Linked DNA regions of Homo sapiens: region 1 is linked to region 2. Evidence: chromatin loops called from intact Hi-C (ENCODE). Cell type or tissue: heart left ventricle. All regions are shown on one strand. Links, peaks and the distances in the headings refer to the core of each region. The heading gives the core; the rest is flanking DNA.

The links. Hi-C counts contacts between places; a loop is a spot of excess contacts. Peaks named below come from ENCODE experiments on the same cell type or tissue, not always from the same donor. Only the 100,000 strongest peaks of a DNase experiment are listed, where the experiment ranks them.
Region 1: it touches region 2 in a loop (4-fold over the local background); 2 of 110 quality-filtered maps call a loop at or near these places.

What each region holds. Positions count from the first base shown.
Region 1 is chr16:71,473,569-71,483,936 of GRCh38, reverse strand. It overlaps ZNF19 (zinc finger protein 19), which reads left to right. Exons shown (of 6, transcript NM_006961.4): 3 at 1,794-1,855; 4 at 4,932-5,058; 5 at 5,596-5,709; 6 at 7,665-10,354. The coding sequence starts at 1,823. The coding sequence ends at 8,767. Among named protein-coding and RNA genes, the nearest start is that of ZNF19, 11 kb to the left of the region's middle. RefSeq lists enhancers at 1-69, 7,264-7,383, 8,800-9,999. In heart left ventricle, for the core only: a CTCF peak has its summit at 4,376 (motif pointing left); no DNase peak of the experiment used is centred there.
Region 2 is chr16:71,741,640-71,752,007 of GRCh38, reverse strand. It overlaps AP1G1 (adaptor related protein complex 1 subunit gamma 1), which reads left to right. Exons shown (of 23, transcript NM_001128.6): 14 at 1,676-1,798; 15 at 2,025-2,114; 16 at 3,630-3,757; 17 at 5,316-5,420; 18 at 6,394-6,535; 19 at 6,738-6,864. Among named protein-coding and RNA genes, the nearest start is that of SNORD71, 12 kb to the left of the region's middle. In heart left ventricle, for the core only: CTCF peaks have their summits at 5,179 and 5,379 (motif pointing right); no DNase peak of the experiment used is centred there.

The DNA of each region.
Region 1 (10,368 bases), core at 1,093-9,092, 270 kb after region 2:
TCTTAAGCTTCCCATCCACGTTAGTTTCCCCTGGCAGTGATTTAAATTGTGGACTTAAAAGTTATTTGAGAGAATCTTGATTAATGTGTCTTTCCTTTAGACTAAGCTCTGCGAGGGACAGGATCATGCCCCTTCTCTCTCTACTTCATCTGTTGTGTGTCACACGTGGCCTTGCATGAAATATGTATGAGATAAATATTTGTTGAATGAAGAAAGCACAAATCAATATATAATTTCAAACTGGATTAAGTGGTATATAGGAAAAGGAGTACGGTGCGAGTGGAGTGTTTAACAGAGACACCTGACCTGGTCTGTAGAGCGATCATGATCTGAAGGTGAAGGGTGGATAGATTACTGGAGAGAATGGCGGCTAGATTACTGGAGAGAATGGCAGGCAGAGAATCTCAGTTGTAATGGTTCTGAGATTGGAGAAGAGTAGTTCATACAGAAGAAACAGCAGGTATGAAGGTCCTGAGTTAGCACAGAGGAAACTGAAAGAAGGCCATTGTAGCTAAACTAAGAGAAAAGAGGGTGGCGGCACAAGATGAGGCTCGCAGAAAACAGCATCATGCATTAAGTCCCTGTAGGGAAGATGCTGGCTTTTTATAGAATATTGCTGTTTAACTAGAATACAAAGTGTCTGTAAGAGATGATATAGTTAAAACAATAACCCAGATGTTTTAGTGTGTTGAGTTGGCCCTTCAGGGTCCTTTGGTAATCAGTTTCTGGTTTTCATGGCCCTTGAGTGGGGCAATGAACAAAAAAGATGCCTGCTCCAGGTCCAAGTAAAGGAAGACTTGCTCTGAGATTTTTTTCCTGAGTTTTCTTGGCCATTCTTGTCTATTATTTTATGTTAACCTTAAAATCATTTTGCCAGTTCTAAAAGCATTCCTGTTAGGATTACTATTGGAAAGAATTTAGTGTAGTTATTAAAAGCAGGAGGCGGTGCCTCACGCCTGTAATCCCATCACTTTGGGAGGCCGAGGTGGGTGGATCGCTAGAGGCCAGTAGTTTGAGGACTAGTCTGGGCAATATGATGAAACCCTGTCTCTACTAAAATTACAAAAATGAGCCAGGTGTGGTGGCACATGCCTGTAATCCCAGTTACTTGAGAGGCTGAGGCAGGAGAATTGCTTGAACCTGGGAGGCCGTGGTTACAGTCAGCTGAGATCACGCCATTGCACTCCAGCCCAGGTGACAGTGAGATTCTTGTCTCAACAAACAAACAAACAGACAAAAACATGACCTTTGAAGCCTGGCAGATCTAGTGTGGGATCCGAGTTCATCCATTCACCAGCTGAGTGATCTTGGTAGAAGAAATTATTCTCTTAGCCTTGTCTTCTCATTTGGGAAAAATTAAAGGTTCAAAAGATTGTTGTGAGGACTAAATAAGAGAATATGTATTTTTCATCCAAAAGCATGATACTTGCTATTTTTAACCTTTTATATTCTCAGTCAAATTTATTTTTAAAAATAAAGGTCTGAGATTCTTCTTGTTAGGTTTCGCTCTGAGTTTATTGGTGTCTTTTGCTTGTTTTGCTCTTCATTTAGCTTGGTGTTGGTGAGGACAGGCTCTGGTGTCCTAGGACAAGTTACTTATTCTTTCAAAATCTGTTTCCTCAGAATTACAAACCTCATGGTATGATGTGGATTAAAAAGTACATATTTATGCACCACTAACCCAGTGAGCATTTAGTAAGTGAATGCTGCTTGCTATTGGCAAATTTATTGCTCTAAAGAGAGCATTTTACTGGGCTGAGCTCACTGTTGGTTCTCTCTGTTTCTTCCCTCAGCCTTTGCCTGCTAAGAGGGAGACCAGGTCATGGCAGCCATGCCTCTGAAAGCTCAATACCAGGTGAGCTGTGGATCCCTGAGGTCAGCTCTATGGAGGTCTGAGTTGAAGGAAATGAGGTGGATAAAGGTGATTCTGGCAAGTCTTAGAGCCAAAGCAGTAGGAAAACCCCTGCTGATTCCCTCCAGTAGGACTGGGTGCTGGGGAAAGAGCTAGGGGCAGTGAAGATGGAAACAGGAGAGAGTGATCTGGAAAGCTGAAGTACAGCCTCCTGAATACTGAGAATCTCTCCTGGGCCAGAGGATCCCCAGGTTCAGTAGCTGTCCCTCTGCAGAGGGAATTGTGAGAACGAGGGACTCAGGCTGGTGATGTAGGGATCCAGGATAGGATGGAAGTGACTAAGATCAGCAAGGGCACAAGGTTTTTGGGAAGTAGCAGCAGAGGGACAGCAGGAAGAAGACAAGAAAGAGGGGGCCTATCTAATTTGTCCTCCAAAAGAAAGGAGGAAGTTTGGGCTTCAGAATCAGGAAACATATGTCCTTGAGGTCAGTACTGCTGGCGAAGTGAGGCAATGGGCTGTGATAGGAAAAGTCTACACTCCCAACAGGACACCTGAAGTTAGGGATCTGTTAGGCCTCAGTGGCATCATAGCCTTGAGCCAGTCACATAATTGCTTTGCATCTTAACTGGATTCATTTGTAAGGTGAACATAAGTACCTTACATTTTTGGGACAGAGAATTGATTTCTTGAATTACATTTCACTTTTTGAGACGGAGTTGCTGCTTTGTCATTTCTTTTCTCCTGGCACTTATTTATCCAGTAACTTAGTATCCATGAACCATATCCCAAATCATAATCTCATATTTCTCACATCCTTCAGTTTTCTCTACCTGACTGTGTCACTGATATATCAGCTTCCTTGGAGCTCCCACCCTCTTCTGGTTTTTCCACAAGTGTCTGACATCACACTATATTGCAGTCCTGATCACTCAGTTTCTAAATTGCTGTGTAATTGTTGACTATGTTCTCCCCTGATACCATTTCCAGAGAGACACAAAGTCTTGTTGTTTTTCCTTCTCTCTCTGCCACTTGTGCCATCTTTCAGATTACATTTAGAGTTTGTTGTTCCTTCTCTGGAATTTTGTTTGCAGCGCTTCCCGGATAGATTCTCTGTGTATAGTTGTGCACCTTTCCATCACTTTGTCACCTAATACAGCTCAGTTTCCTGAGTTTGGATTTTATCCTCCAATCCAGGGTTCTCAGACTTCAGTGTACATCAGAATTACCTGGAGGGCTCACTGAAGTATGGACTTCTCTCAGAGTGGGGCCCAAGAATTTGCCTAACAAATTCCCAAGTGTTGCATCCGCTACTGGTGGTGGTCTGGAGACCACACTCTGAATACCACTGCTCTAGTTAGTGGTGATTCATTCAAGAGGTTCATTCAGGAGTTGATGAAGTCAGGTTGTCAGCTGGGCAGAGGATAGATTCAGTGTGGGACAAGACTGGAAGTAGAGCTAAAGTGTCCCCAGCTGTTGACCTAGTTTACTGATTGTACCACAGTGAAGAAGAGTCAGATTCCAGAAATAACGTAGGTAATAAAATTGGCAGGACTTGAGTATTAACTGTCAGCAATGAGTGATGATGGGGGTTAGAATGTCTAGGATTAATCTGAAGTTCTAGCATTAGAGACTGGGTTGAAATTGGTGTTATCAACAGAGAGGGAAAAATATTGTCACACTGCCACTTAGTTTATATAAATTAGAAAGGAAGCCATTTTGGGGAAGATGAGTTTGGGGTTGCTTGGTGAGTCAGTGTGTTGGGTCATCCAGAGAGTCTGAGGCAGTGCTGGGATGAGGGGGATGTGGATATGTGCAAAATCAGTTGAGGCATTGGAAGGTCGGAGTGTATTCCCTGAGCACTCCGGTAACGAAGTTCAATACCAACATCTGAGGAGTGAATAGAGGCTCTAAACCAGATGCCAGAACTTTGTGGAAAGGTAGAGTTGAGGCCAGCAGGGAGGGAGAAGGGTGTCTGTTGAAAAAGCATGAGGGGCTGGGCATGGTGGCTCATTCCCGTAATCCCAGCACTTTGGGAGGCCGAGGCAGACGGATCTCTTGAGTCCAGGAGTTTGAGACCAGCCTGGGGAACGTGGCAAAACCTTGTCTCTACAGAAAATACAAAGATTAGCCTGGCATGGTGGTGTGCACCTATAGTCCCAGCTACTCAAGAGTCTGAGGCGGGAGGATCACCTGAGCTGGGAGGTCGAGGCTGCAGTGAGCTGAGATTGTGCCACTGCACTCCAACCTGGGTGACAGAGCAAGACACTGTCAAAAACAGAAAAAAAAGAGAAAAAGAACCAAAACCGAAAGAAAGAAAGAAAAAAAAACCCAAGAAGCATGAGGCTTGGTTGGCAGAAGCTATTACAGATTGTCTTGGAGCTATAAAGATAAGGAGCTAAAAGAGCTACCCAGCAGCAGCAATTTAATTCTAGAAGCATGGTTTTCTAGGAAAAGCCATCAAGGAGCAGAGTGGATTGTGCCAGGAGACTCTGAGCTCCCTCTACAGGATGCTCTTGAGCACAGGCAGCCCAGTCCTTTATACAAGAATCGAATGGGAGTCGGATGAGATAGGCCCATCAGTGCAAACCATGACTCTGTGCTTGTTTCATGGGCATAAGGTTTGGGGCAGGGTGAACACATGTGGGGAACAGATAGATTGGCTGAGAATAGGGAGTACCTAATAGGAATAGGTGGGTCCTGAGATACCATTTGAAGCAAATTGTCCACCTGTAGGTACAAAAGTAAAAGACTGAAAATATTTACTAAATCAAAGAGATTTTTGCCCTAGGAAGGTTAACTAATAAGAGACTTTTTTTCCTAGGGTTTAAAAAATGTTAAATCACATTTTATGACAGTCAATTTTATATCCTAATGGAATCTCTTCTGGTAGTGAGAGAAGTTCCAGATTTTTCGTTGTAAAAATAGTCATATAATGGTCTAATATCCAGTTCTGTCACATTTTCTCATTACCTATCCCTCACAGGACTTTCCCTCAAGTCCCTACCTGTCCCCTCTGCCCCACACTCTGGCCCGGAGCCAGAGGATTGGCTCTGGGGCAGCAGGAACCTGTTGTTTTAGGAGATGGTGACCTTCGAGGATGTGGCTGTGCACTTCACCAAGACAGAATGGACTGGCCTTTCTCCTGCCCAGAGGGCCCTGTACAGAAGTGTGATGTTGGAGAATTTTGGGAACCTGACTGCTTTGGGTAAGGCCATTTTCCTCCTAGGACTCAGATCTGTACTTTTCCAGTTTCCTTCCTTCTTTTACAGCCTGGGGGGAGGAGTGTGGAGTGGAGAGGAGAGGTTGTCTCTTGTGTCCTCCACTGAGTGACTGCAGAGCTGAGGCTCAGTGACCAACTTCAAAGATTGCTGGGTAGGGAGAGGTCTTGGGTCACTTTGGTCTCCCAATGAAGGGAATTACTGTCCCCTGGTAAGAGTATGTTCCATCTTCCAAGAGGCTCTGCACAGTAAGGAATAAGTAGTAGTTGTTGTCTGGGGAAGGGCATGTCCCCTTCCCTGTGTTTGCTCATGCCTTGTGGATCTCACTGACTTACTTATCCTTGAGTGTTTTTTTTAGGAAGAAGTCACAAATGCTCAGTTTCCTGTTGATCGGAATCTCTTTGGCCTTCTCCAGTCGAGAACCCTCTTCTGTGGGTCTTATTCTTACTGAGACTCCTGGGGTTTTCCTTCTTTTGACACAGCAGATACAGGGCTGAAAAGTACCATTTTCTTCCTGTTTTCAGGGTACCCAGTTCCCAAACCTGCACTGATCTCACTTTTGGAGAGAGGGGACATGGCTTGGGGCCTGGAAGCACAGGATGATCCCCCAGCAGAGAGGACCAAAAACGTCTGTAAAGGTAGGTGAGGCAGATTTAGAACCAACAATTGTAGCGTTTTATGGAGCACTGTATTTTAAAATGAATCATGCTGGGCAGGATTTAAATAAAATAGATGATTTCACCTAATAGGTAAAATATGAAACGTTTCTCACCAATCTTAACTCTTACCAACATGTAATCACTCAGTACGTCTCATCTGCAATCCTTGAATCCATTGTTCCTTTCTGAGTTTCAACATTGCCTACCTTAGTTGTCCTCCTTGGTTGGGATGGATTTATTCAGGAGCAGTTTTTGAGCAACTTGCCATGTGCTGAACGTTGTTTAAGAAGTTCTGGCAGGTACAAGTTATGGAGACAGATGTAAAAAGCGAAAAAGAAAAGTATTAAGTGCTGTTGGGAGTGGGACGGAGAATGTGAAGGTAAAATGGGCCAGATCTTCCCAAAAGTTGGCCATAAATGGGGAGAGCTGAGTCAGATAACACTAGGAAGTCATGGCATGGGAGGAGCTTTTTGAATTCATAGGAATTCAGAGCTGAGCACAGGGCGTGAGGTGCCTTTAGAATAGGCAAGTGGATGGCTAGAGCAGGCCATTGAGAAGGTGGGTGGAGAGTCTGAGATAAAAGGCAGGTCTGAAACAGTACTCTAACACAGCTGGGTTGAAACGATCCCCAGGAAGAAAAAATGAAGGCTGAATCTTAACCATTAAGGGATATTTAATTTCAGTGAGAGAAGGAAGAGAAAGTAGACAGTCAAATAGATGGGGGCCACCAAGAGCAAACAGTGAAATTGAAGGCAGAGGCAGGAGTTTCAGTGCAGGTGGTTTGCAGAGAGCAAATACGTGGAAAATAATGAAGCTAGCACAGCACTTCAGCCTCTTATTCTAAGAATCTGAAAAAGAATCATCAAGACAATTGAGAACCTGTTGGTTTGTTCTCACACGCTTCCTCTGTCTGGTGATTATTCTTTTTCAGACTCTTGGTTACCTTGTTTACTTCAATCTCAGATTACTCTCCTCTGAACATTCTCCTTCGGAGTTCCCTTACTCCTTTAACTCACACTCATAGGATGAACTTGATTAACCATCACATGAGTCCCAGGTAACCCACATTAATGTTAAAACCAAGCCCATCATTTCATATAAAATGGATTGACTTTAACTCATTTAAAATGTCATCCAATCTTTTGGAACACAAATGCCATTTTATGGGCTGTTTGTCTCCTTTTTGCTGATAGGAGAAAGAATACTCTCAGTCTGGGTGTGTCTAAGTAAACTGTTCATCCCTTTTCAAATAGAGAGTCTAGGACAGTAGTTTCTCTGCATGTTTGAGGTTCAGCAGTTTTAGGGCGTTTCCTCATCGTCTATAGTCCATGTGTGGTTCTGCAGTTAAGAACCTCTGAACTAGGTAATCTTACAACATATTGGGAATAATACTCTCTAAGCACTTCTGTGATTTTCTTTCTCTCTGTCTTGCCACAACCCAGTGTCTGTAATGTTCAGTGTCTTAAGTCTTTTGGGACATCTGCAGGGTATGAGTTTTTAAAAAGAACAACAATTCATCCTTTGCCTTTGCTTTCTGATACTGTTCTGTTTCACTTTCTGATTCTAAGTCTTGCCAGCCCCGATGTCACTACTTGTTCTTAAGACCTGTGCCTTCTTTGGCATTTTGTAGGCTGTAAGTAGCATCAATTCAAAAGATACTAGCTCATGCCAGGGATGACCAGACATCATTCAAATATTAGAGTAGAAAAGCTTAGGAAGCAGTCTCGTGTGTTGTGTCCACTGATACCCTGTTCCACCTCAATGTTCTCTGCCTGTGTGATATTTGGCACTTTCACTTTAACAGCCTTTTCTTCCCAGCATGCTGATGTGAAAGTTGAAATGATCTCTTTTAAAGCCTTATCATTTTCAATGCTCTATTATTTCTAGTATAGTTCTCAGGTGGCATTATTTGTGTTTTCTATCTCTTATGTCAGATGTTGAGACCAACATTGACAGTGAGTCCACATTAATCCAGGGAATTTCTGAAGAAAGAGATGGGATGATGTCACATGGTCAGCTGAAGAGTGTCCCTCAGAGAACTGACTTCCCAGAAACACGTAATGTGGAAAAGCACCAGGACATCCCCACAGTGAAAAATATCCAAGGAAAGGTTCCAAGAATCCCCTGTGCAAGGAAACCTTTCATATGTGAGGAGTGTGGGAAATCCTTCAGCTACTTTTCTTACTATGCTAGACACCAGAGAATCCACACTGGGGAGAAACCTTTTGAGTGTAGTGAGTGTGGAAAAGCCTTTAATGGTAATTCTTCGTTAATTCGGCACCAGAGGATTCACACTGGAGAGAGACCCTATCAGTGTGAGGAGTGTGGGCGAGCCTTTAATGATAATGCAAATCTGATCAGGCATCAGAGAATCCACAGTGGGGACAGACCCTATTACTGTACAGAGTGTGGGAATAGTTTCACGAGTAGTTCCGAGTTTGTTATACATCAGAGAATCCACACTGGGGAGAAACCCTATGAGTGTAATGAGTGTGGCAAAGCTTTTGTTGGTAATTCACCCCTACTTCGGCATCAGAAAATCCACACTGGAGAGAAACCCTATGAGTGTAATGAGTGTGGCAAAAGCTTTGGAAGGACTTCCCATCTAAGCCAACATCAGCGTATTCACACAGGGGAAAAGCCTTATTCTTGTAAAGTATGTGGACAAGCCTTCAATTTTCATACAAAACTAACTCGGCACCAGAGAATTCACAGTGAGGAGAAACCCTTTGACTGTGTAGATTGTGGAAAAGCCTTCAGTGCTCAGGAACAATTAAAAAGGCATCTGAGAATTCATACTCAGGAGTCTTCCTATGTATGTGATGAGTGTGGAAAAGCCTTGACTAGCAAAAGAAATCTTCATCAGCATCAAAGAATCCATACTGGAGAGAAACCCTATGAGTGTAGCAAGTATGAGAAGGCCTTTGGGACTTCTTCCCAGCTAGGTCACCTTGAGCATGTCTACTCTGGAGAGAAGCCTGTGCTGGACATTTGTCGTTTTGGCCTCCCAGAATTTTTTACCCCCTTTTACTGGTAATAGTACACTCCAGTGAAATGTACTGAGTGGATTCCGTCTTCTACTCAGGAATGGAATGTGTGACACAGGCCTGACTCAGCCTCTGATCCATCCCTCAAGCCACAGTTAATGATTCAGATGTCAGTAGATGACCAAAGATGGTTCAATTAGAGTCCCAGGATTGCAAGAGCTAATAGGAACAAATACTCTCCCCCCGCCCACCCCCATTGGTTTTAATGCTGAGAAGAAGAACTAGACTCTTACAGAGGTGAGAATGAAGTCCACACAGCAAAAATGCATCTGAGAATTGGAGAGCAGTAAAAGACTGAAGATAATGTTTGAACAGCCACATACACCATGCCTGAAGCTAAAAATATATACGGGTTTTTGAATTGCAGCAGCCAATAAATTCCATTTTTGTTTGGTTGGTTTTGGCTTTGGCACACCTGAGTTAGGTTTTCTTGCCTTGGAACAGAATTTTGACTTAAACAGTGTTGTCATTGTAGCAGTTGTTTGAAGTTTTCAGGGATAACATACCTGATGGAGAAATGTTTTGTGTGTATGATATATGGGAAAGTCTTTAGTTATAGTCATGGCAGCTCCTCAACCCCATGATTGTGATGAGATTGGGAAGCCCACTGTAACACTGGAGAGCCCAGGTTATATCAGACACCACTAGTAGATAGAAGTTCTAACAACTTGAGCTCTGTAACAAAAATCTCATTGTACTACAAAATTATGTCTGCACCAGTGAATCCATTCTCAAGAAAAGTCTTAACTAGGAAACTAAAAGCTTTCACTCTTAAAGCTTTCATTTTCTGTTTATTCAGTTTTTTATTTGGAATGGATGCTACTCTAGGCCTTAAACTGAGAAATGCCAGGCTATTGTAGCTATTATATCTTGGTATTTGCCATTTTAATTCCTAGGACAGCACGCCCGCTTTGCCCTTGACCTGGCTAGGGAGCCAAGGAAATGCCATGGTTCTTGGTCATAAGACACACTGCAGAGATCTCTCAGTAGGAAAACAGGGCTGGCCCTTTTCTTTGGTGATGAACACAAACTGCACCCTTTTTTTCTCCCACGTGTCCTTCCGCTGCCAGCCAGTGTTGGAATCTCCCTACCCAATTCCAGACTTAATTGCTTACTGCGTCTAGCACCTGGGTGGCTTCACCACCTCTTCCTTACTTGTCAGCAGATGAATGAGCAGTTGTATCATGTGCTTGGGTTGACCAATGAATGATAGACTTGGGGAATTGAGTAAACACCTTTTAATTGAAGTATAACACAAACATAAAAATGCATGAGTCAGCCAGGCGCGGTGGCTCACACTTGTAATCCCAGTACTTTGGGAGGCCGAGGTGGGCGATTCATCAGGTCAAGAGATCGAGACCATCCTGGCCAACATGGTGAAACCCCGTCTCTACTAAAAATACAAGAATTAGCTGGGCGTGGTGGTGCATGCCTGTAGTCCCAGCTGCTCAGGAAGCTGGGGCAGGCGAATTGCTTGAACCCGGGAGGCGGAGGTTGTAGTGAGCCGAGATTACACCACTGCACTCCAGCCTGGTGACAGAGTGAGATTCCTCAATAAAATAAAATAAAACCATGAATCATGGTTGTACAA
Region 2 (10,368 bases), core at 1,350-9,349:
CTAATATCTTGTTGAGTATTTTTATATGTGTATTCATGAGAGAGATTGGCTTATAGTTTTCTCTTATAATGTTGTTTTTGACCCATGTGTTATTTAGAAGTATGTTCTTTTAATCTCCAAATATTTTGGGATTTTTTTGCACCTGTCTTTGTGTTGCAGATTTCTAGTTTAATTCTGTGTGGTCTAAGAGCATACTGTCTATGATTTATGTTATTTGAAATTTGTTAAGATATTTTTTATGACCCAGAATATGGTCTTTCTTGGTTCAGTGTAAGTTTAAGAAAAATGTGTATTCTGCTGCTGTTGAATGAAGTAGTCTTATTATACAAACCCATTAGATCACCCTGATGCTTTCTTGTATTTAATGCACTCTGCTTTACGGAAGGATGTAAATAAACTATACTGCAAATTACCTGCTTTTTAGCTTCTCACCTTTCCTTCTGATCATTTTCCCAGAATTCTTCCTCTGTCTTTGTGTTTCTTAACAGGAGTGACCTGATAAAACCCTGATCACCTGGCTGTTTTTTTTTTTTTTTCTTTTTTTTCCTTTCCAAAATACACATGGTTAGGACTGGTCTCAGTCTTACAAATTAAATCTATTGTTCTATTTAGGAATGGGAGATTGACCAAGGTTGGGTGATAAAGTTTTAAACCTTTACATTATTATTATTATTATTATTATTGTTGGTAGTGATGGAGTCTTGCTGTGTGGCCCAGGCTTGTGTCAAACTCCTGGCCTCAAGCAGTCATCTTGCTTCAGCCATCCAAAGTGCTGCGATTACAGGTGTGAGCCACTGTGTCCAGCCTTCCTTTTTTAATTTGGACAAAGAGAAATTTTTTTTTTTTTTTTTTTGAGACGGAGTCTCAGTCTGTTGCTCAGGCTGGAGTGCAGTGGCGCAAACTCGGCTCACTGCAAGCTCGGCCTCCTGGGTTCACGCCATTCTGCTGTCTCAGCCTCCTGAGTAGCTGGGACTACAAGCACCCACCACATGCCCGGCTAATTTTTTGTATTTTTAGTAGAGACGGGGTTTCATCGTGTTAGCCAGGATGGTCTCGATCTCCTGACCTTGTGATCCACCCGCCTTGGCCTCCCAAAGTGCTGGGATTACAGGCGTGAGCCACCACACCCGGCCTTTGGACAAAGAGAAAATTTTTAAAAATAAAATAAAATTTAAAAATGTAACATATTTAAATAAGACTTTGAAGTTTGAGCTGTTATGAACCTGAGAATTGGAACCAAATTTATCTTTGAGGGTGTTTTCTGGTATTCTTCTTTTAAAAACAATAGTAATGGCTGGGCGCAGTGGCACACGCCTGTAATCCCAGCACTTTGAGAGGCCGAGGCAGGTGGATCATCTGAGGTCAGGAGTTCGAGACCACCCTGACCAACATGGTGAAACCCCATCTCTACTAAAAATAGAAAAAATTAGCCAGGTGTGGTGGCATGTACCTGTAGTCCCAGCTACTTGGGAGGCTGAGGCATGAGAATCGCTTGAACCTGGGAGGTGGAGGTTGCAGTGAGCCAAGATCGCGCTATCGCACTCCAGCCTGGGTGACAGAGCGAGACTCTGTCTCAAAAAAAGAAAGGAAAAAACACACAGTAATAATAATAGCTAACACTTGTTATCATCATTTCTGTGTGTTTCTAGGGGTAATTGTCTGCATTTCCTTTTAGGCAGGAAGTTATGTTCGTGATGATGCAGTCCCCAATTTAATCCAGTTAATAACTAATAGTGTGGAGATGCATGCCTATACTGTCCAGCGCCTGTACAAAGCAATTCTTGGTGATTATTCTCAAGTAAGTACTTCATTCAACTATTTTAGGGGGTAATTTTACCCTCAATTTTTCTGGTATGTTTTTCTTCTTTTTTTTCCCCCCTCCTCTCTCCCCTTTGGTATGTCTTTATTTCTAACACTCTAGATATGCACAGTTTTGATCTTTATTATGAGATGACCTATGATTTGCATTAAATAACTTTGGAAAAATTGAAGTTCTTGAGAAACGTTGACTTTTCTTTTCACAGCAACCTTTGGTACAAGTGGCTGCATGGTGTATAGGTGAATATGGTGATCTTCTTGTATCTGGCCAGTGTGAAGAGGAAGAGCCTATTCAGGTACTCCTTGTCACTCTTGGTTAAGTGGGGGAAAATAGTGGTTTTGGTTATAGGAGAGTAGTGTTTAATGGGGAGTTGAGGTTGATTCCTTGAAAACTTTTTAGGCCAGGCGTGGTGGCTCATGCCTATAATCCCAGCGCTTTGGGAGGCTGAGATGGGAGCATCGCTTGAGCCCAGGAGTTTGAGACCAGCCTGGGCAACATGGTGAAACTCTGTCTCTACAAAAGACACAAATATTAGACAGGTATGATGGTGTCTAGTCCCAGCTACTCAGGAGTGAGACCCTGTCTCAAAAAAATTTAAAAAATACCCAACTTTTTAAAGAAGCAAACGCGAATTATATTGGAAAACCTGCCATTTTTTGAGATGGAACTTATTGAGCCATTGTGAGGTTTTTTGTTTTTTTTTTTTTAATAGAGTCTCACTCTGTCACCCAAGCTGGAGTGCCATGGTGGGATCACAATTCACTGCAGCCTTGATCTCCTGGGTTTCAAGCGATCTTCCCACCTCAGCCTCCTGAGTAGCTGGGACTATAGGCAGGCACCACCCTGGCTAGTTTATTCTACTTTTTTTTTGTAGAGACAGGGTTTCACCGTGTTGCCCAGGCTGGTCTTGAACTTCTGGACTCAAGCAATCTGCCTGCCTTGGCCTCTCAAAGTGTTGGGATTAACAGGCATTGCTGAGTGTGGTGGCTCATGCCTGTAATCCCAGCACTTTGGGAGGCCAAGGCGGGTGGATCATGAGGTCACCTGCAGGGTGGTTAGCCAGACCATCCTGGCTAACACAGTGAAACCCTATCTCTACTAAAAAGTAGAAAAAATTGGCCGGGCGTGGTGGCAGGCACCTGTAGTCCCAGCTACTCGGGAGGCTGAGGCAGGAGAATGGCGTGAACCCGGGAGGTGGAGCTTGCAGTGAGCCAAGATTGCGCCACTGCATTCCAGCCTGGGTGACAGAGCCAGACTCCGTCTCAAAACAAAAAAAACAAAAAAAAAACAAAACAGGTGTGAGCCACTTTGCCTGGCCCCATTGTGAGATTTTAAAACCACTTTAGGCCCAAGTCTCTGTCCTAGTGGACTGAATTACTGTTTCTCTTACCCTCTGGCTGGTAAACAAGAAGAAATGAGACATGTATCCATGTTCTTATTTGCACATTAAAGGACTGGCTTTAAAAGGGAAAATTGTGGCAACAACACTTGAACTCTGTATGTTTTTCTTTTCTTCTTCTGTTTCTGCCACTTGAAGCTCTAATATTGCCTCTCAGCCCCAGTGGTCATTTTTCACTCTTTTTACCCCCACCTGCTCTGGTTGATAGAACCAGAGCACTTTTTTTTACCCCCAACTACTCTGGTTGATAGAACAGCTTGGACAGTTACCCTGGCAAAGCACAGGTTGAGTTAGAGGCTTTTGTAACGGTAGGATTGTCTTTCTGGCTGCTTCCCCTGACTTGATATCAGATTTAGATGCTTAATCATGCTACTCATTCTTCATCGTCTTCTTTTTCCTCCTCCTCCTCAGGTAACAGAGGATGAAGTGTTGGATATTTTAGAAAGTGTCCTAATCTCTAATATGTCCACCTCTGTGACACGAGGTTATGCCCTCACTGCCATTATGAAGCTTTCCACTCGATTCACTTGTACTGTAAAGTGAGTATTGAAGAAACATAGGGTGAACAGGTTGTTTTGTAATTAAAAAACAAAAAAAATCCCAAAAAACTTGTTATCATGGAAAATTTCAAGCATAGACAAAAGTAGAGAGAATAATAACACAAATTTCCATTACTTATTTCTCCACAGTCACAGTGATCAATTTGTGGTTAATCTTTATTCATCAGCACTTTGTTCCCTCTCATTCTTTTACTCCCTTGTGGATTATTTTGAAGCAGAAAAGTTTAGGGGGTTTTGTTTGTTTGTTGAGACAGGGTCTCGCTCTCTTACCCAGGATGGGGTGCAGTGGCGCCATCATATTTTACTGCAACCTTGAACTCCTGGGCTTAAGGGATCTTCCTGTCTCAGCCTCCAGAGGAGCTGGGACTATAAGTGCACACCATCGTGCCTGGCTAATTTTTACATTTTTTTGTAGAGAAAGTGTTTCGTTTGTTTGCCCAGGCTGGTCTCAAACTCCTGGGCTCAAGTGATCCTCCTGCCCTGACCTCCCAAAGTGCAGGGATTACAGATGTGACCCACTCCACCTGGCCTAAAAGTTACGTTTTTAGAATGAGATTTCTAATACCTTTTTTTTTTCTTTTTAAGTTGAGAATCTACTTCCCCATATAAAGGTTTTGGTTTATTTGTATTTTATATTTCATTTTATTTTATGACAGAATCTTGCTCTGTTGCCAGGCTGGAGTGCAGTGGCATACAATCTCGGCTCACTGCAATCTCCATCTCCAGGGTTCAAGCAATTCTCCTGCCTCAGCCTCCTGAGTAGCTGGGATTACAGGCGCACACCACCATGCCTGGCTAATTTTTGTATTTTTTGGTGGAGATGGGGTTTCACCATTTTGGCCAGACTGGTCTCGAACTCCTGACCTTGTAATCTGGCCAAGGTTTTGGTTTATTATATTTTGACAAGTCTTAATAGGAATAAAATCATGAATGTTTTGGTGATTAAATCTTTTAATTCTCCTCTTTGCTTTTTTGAATAAAGTAGATTCTCAGGTCACTTTCCCACCCAAGCATATTTAAGGCCAACGTAGTTCTTGTAGTCTTTCTGCTTCACTTTTAAATGTGAAGTCTTATAAAAAATGGTATTGAATTACTTTTAAAATTCTGAACTGGAAGAATTTGGGGTCAACATTTTGAGGCTCTGACCCTTTTATAGATTAAAAATTATTTAAAAATTATCAAAGAAGAGAATGAACAGTACAAATTTCTTTTGTGGCAAAGTAATAGTTGGTACTTTTGTCTAGCAAAGTTTAGGGAGTGGCATATATATATGTGTTTTTTCCACACCATCATTGTTGCTGAATGGGGATGGCATATTTAACAGACAAAAATCTAGTGTTACAATGAGAATAGTATAATGCGAATGTCAGATAAATGGATGAAAGTAAAGTGTTTTGTTTTTGAAAAACTATATAAATTAAGAAAAAATGAGTATTTCAGTATTTTAACCAGAAAATTCTGGCTTATTAAACATTATCTCTGCTTATTTGTGAATTTTCTTTTGGGTATTTTATTTCGTTTGTCATTTTATCTATAGCCGAATTAAGAAAGTGGTTTCCATCTACGGAAGCAGCATTGATGTGGAACTCCAGCAGAGGGCAGTAGAATATAATGCACTTTTCAAGAAATATGACCACATGAGGTGAGCGAAAGAAACTAAGCAATGCGTGTATCTCTTAGCATCCTGACTAAATTGTCATGGTAATCCATAAAGAAGATTCATTCCTTGTGCTTTATTAATTGTTCCTCGTATCCCTATTTAGTTCTAATTGCTTGTCTGCTTCTGTTTTGTCCATCTTCTATTCTGCCTAGTCTCTAAAGAAATAAATTAACTCTCTTTCATTCCACCTCCAACACTTACACTTTTTTTGATATGGAAAGTTTGCTTTATTTTCTATTTTATTTAGTTAAGAAGTGGGAGGCCGGGCGTGGTGGCTCACGCCTGTAATCCCAGCACTTTGGGAGGCCGAGGCGGGCAGATCACGAGGTCAAGAGATCGAGACCATCCTGGCCAACATGGTGAAACCCCGTCTCTACTAAAAATACAAAAAAATTAGTTGGGCATGGTGGCGCATGCCTGTATTCCCAGCTACTCGAGAGGCTGAAGCAGGAGAATCATTTGAACCTGGGAGGCGGATGTTTCAGTGAGCCAAGATCATGCCACTGCACTCCAGCCTGGCGACAGAGCAAGACTCTGTCTCAAAAAAAAAAGAAGTGGGAGTTGTATTTTTTCAAGACAAATAATCTCATTCAAATTCTTTTACTGTTAACATTCTAGTGTTTGGGTCATCTTTTATTCTTCTATTATACAGTATCTTCTTGACTGTTAATACCTATGGATTTACCTTTCTTTCATCTCAGTCTCTCTACCACTGAAATATATGCTTTGGGATTTAGCTGGGCAGTCTGTTTATTCAAGATTTTTTTGTCTGCCCTTAATCCAGCCAGGAATTTAGGTCATGTATTCTTGTAATCTACCTTCTATTTTAGTGTGTGTGTTGGATGGGGAGGGGAGATAGATCTCCATGCTTGGGCTCAACATAGTTAATGGTGATTATTTTGGGTAGGGAATCTAGGTTAACTGCCTAGAATTTAACCACTTCAGATTCTTCTAGGTCTGCCCTACTTGAGAGAATGCCTGTCATGGAAAAAGTGACCACAAATGGCCCTACTGAGATTGTGCAGACAAATGGAGAGACAGAACCAGCTCCACTAGAGACCAAACCGCCACCCTCTGGGCCACAGCCCACCAGCCAGGTAGCCAGCCTTTCACTTGCTCATCTGGGGCTTCTTACGATTTTATAGTCCCTTACAGCTTGTCTCTTAGCTGAGTCCCTTTAATGTTCCTGGGTTGGTTGATGATTTCCTTCCTTATTTTTACATATTGAAAGAGCTTTGCATTAGATGTATACTAGACAAATCAAATAATAATGAATTGAGGTGTTGTTACCTTGTTTAGGCCAATGATTTATTGGATTTGTTGGGAGGAAATGACATAACACCTGTTATTCCAACTGCGCCTACAAGCAAACCATCTTCTGCTGGTGGAGAACTTCTTGATTTGCTGGGAGACATCAACCTTACAGGTGAGGCAGTCTGGAGCTATTTAATACCTGGGAAAAGATAGAGGCCTCAGGGAAAAACTAAACTGAACCCAGACTTTCCAGCACGTGAATCATTTGAAGATGGGAGAGGCTAAATCAGAAGCAAGAGTCAAATCTTCACAATATCCGGGTTATATGTTGTATACTAATAATGCTCTAAAGATAATTTATACGGATTTCTTAAAGGCAAACTCCTAATTTTGGGTGAATAAATTATTCATAGTGTTTTAAGATAGAAACTACTTTTCCTGGCTGGGCGCAGTGGCTCATGCCTGTAATCCCAGCACTTTGGGAGGCAGAGGCAGGTGGATCACCTGAGGTCAGGAGTTCTAGACCAGCCTGGCCAACATGGTGAAACGCCATCTCTACTAAAAATACAACAATTAGCCGGGTGAAGTGGTGCATGCCTATAATCCCAGCTACTCCGGAGGCTGAGGCAGGAGAATCGCTTGAACCTGAGAGACGGAGGTTGCAGTGAGCCGAGATCGCGCCAGTGTGTACTGCAGCCTGGGTGACAGAGCAAGACTCTGTCTCCAAAAAAAAAAAAAAAAAAACACACTTTCTCTTTCAAGCTCAAAAAATATATCCCGTATCACCTTTGCTTTTAGTGTCCCAAGACATGACTTCTTCTTGGTTCCTTCCCACTAATGGTTAGTTTTCAGTAGCTGTGGCCATTTGTGGAGAGATGTTAACCTGCTACTTACCTCTTCCCTTTCACACTTTCTGTAATTAAAGCAACTGAAGGGCAATCACTCATAATATTCAAACATAACTTTTCATTTGGGAATATTTTTTCTTCTGTTCATATATACCAGTCATTTGTAATTGACATGTTCAGCAATATGATAAACCCGAGTCCAATACAACTTTTATTTTTATTTTGAGATGGAGTCTTGCTCTGTTGCACAGGCTGGAGTGCAGTGGCACGATCTCGACTCACTGCAACCTCCGCCTCCCGGGTTCAAGCGATTCTTCTGCCTCAGCCTCCTGAGTAGCTGGGATCACAGGCACGCACCACCATGCCCTGGCTAATTTTCGTATTTTTAGTAGAGATGGGGTTTCTCCATGTTCGTCAGGCTGGTCCTGAACTCCTGACCTCATGATCCCCCTGCCTCGGCCTCCCAAAGTGCTGGGATTACAGGCGTGAGCCACTTCGCCTGGCCTTTTTTTTTTTTTTTTTGAGACAGAGTCTCACTCTGTCACCCAGGCTGGAGTGCAGTAGCATGATCTCGGCTCACTGCAGCCTCTGCAACCTGGGTTCAAGCAGGTCTCCTGCCTCAGCCTCCTGAATAGCTGGGATTACAGGCGCCTGCTACTGCGCCTGGCTAATTTTTGTAGTTTTAGGAGAGACAGGGTTTCACCATGTAGGCCAGGTTGGTCCCGACCTCGTGATCCACCCACCTCAGCCTCCCAAAGTGCTGGGATTACAGGTGTGAGCCACCACGCCTGGCCTACAACTTCTATCCTAAATTTCAGTGTAAAGTATAGCTGAAAGGTTAAAGTGTCTTTTTTTTTTTTTTTTTGAGACAGAGTCTCACTCTGTCAGCCAGGCTGGAGTGCAGTGGGATTATCTCGGCTCACTTCAACCTCTGCCTCCTGCGTTCAAGTGAGCCTCCTGCCTCAGCCTCCTGAGTAGCTGGGATTATAGGCGAATGCCACCATGCCCGGCTAATTTTTTGTATTTTTAGTAGAGACGGGGTTTTGCTGTCTTCTTTAAGAGGATAATGAAGAGTTAAAGCACACATGACCTTGAGTAAAAAATAGACATAGGATAACAAGTTGGATGGTTAGCTAAGCTCATTCCCACAGGCTGATTTTTTTTTTTCCTAATACAGTGGAGTCACAGAGTATAGGATTTATGTCTGTGTCTTAACAAAATTTCAAAATGTTACTTGTCATGTACTTATGAATCATTTACAAATGGTCAATTTCAAATCCTCAAATGTCAAAGCTGTACTGGATAACCGGCAAAGAAAAAACAACCCCACAGTTAAACCATAGCATATACTTCACCTAATATGTTAGTATTTCCATGTTAATATATATAGCCTTCATAATTATAATTTTAGGTGACTAATACTTTATCAACAAATTTGCTCTGTTTACTCAGTTCGTTAGTATTGGGTAGTTTGGCTTTTTTTTTTGGTTTTTTTGAAACGGAATCTTGCTTTGTTGCCCGGGCTGGAGTGCAACAGCACGATCTCGGCTCACTGCAACCTCTGCCTCCCGGGTTCAAGTGATTCTCCTGCCTCAGCCTCCCGAGTAGCTGGGATTTATAGGCACGTGCCACCATGCCCAGCTAATTTTTGTATTTTTTTATTAGAGATGGGGTTTCACCATGTTGGCCAGGCTGGTCTTGAACTCCTGACCTCAAATGATCCTCCCGCCTTGGCCTCCCAAAGTGCTGGGATTACAGGCATGAGTCACCGCACCCAGCCAGTATGGGGTATTTTGTTTCTAGATTTTTCTTACCTAGCGGCCTCAACAAATATTACATCAATTTGTTCTTATTTTAGATTAATTTGTTAGACTAAGTGACTTAGTCTTTCTGAATCTGGTTAAAATTAGGATGATTAATACTTACTCCATAAGATATTTGTGAGGCCCATTGACCTATTCAGTGCATGATACATAGTAGGCACTTGGTAAATATTATTTACCTTTTCCTCAATTTATATGTTTAACCGCACAGTCATAAGCATTGTATATTATCATTTTAAAAAGCCCTATTGGGTGAAAATTTGGTCCTATTATATTTTATTTTTATTATTATTTTTTAAATTTTGTAGCCCTCTGCCAGGCTTGGTCAGCAGAGAGAGGCCCTATTATTTTTTGATCACAGAGAATGTTTAATATTTATTCACATATTTGTATTATAGATGAGGTTCCTTTCTGAACATTCCTGTATCCTTAGCTCATTTATTGTGGAGTCTTTTCTTTTTGTTCCTACTGTCTTGTTTTCCTAGTGTTATATGTTAAAGCAAAATGATAAAATGTTAAAAAGTCTGGGTTTTCTTGCCTTATTCATAATGTGTTTTAAAGATGTTTTTCCACTTTTTACATTAAGTTTTAAAATTTTGAATTCTAGATTTCTTAATTTATCATTACAGTTTTACCCCATTATATAGAAATTTAAGTCAGTAGAAATTCAGAATAGATTTAACATGTGTTTTTAAAGGGTTTGGAGCAGTAAGTTTCTGCTCTTCTCCTAAACTACCTTGCTATACTTTTACAGGACAAAGAAAAGTGAAAATTTGAGGGAGTTGGGGACCTATATGCTGCCTGTATCTTGAGTAGCCTCTGATTTTCCATGAGAACACATTTCTAAAATTGTTTTGAAAATGGGAATTGGGGGAAATTTTCTCGATTTGATTTTTTAGACTAGGAGAACTGTATGAATATTTCTTTGTCTGCTTCATTGATAATCTGCTGGACTGCACAAATGGTGTTTGCATTTATTTTAGCTTCTCGTGCTTGCTTAGCCAT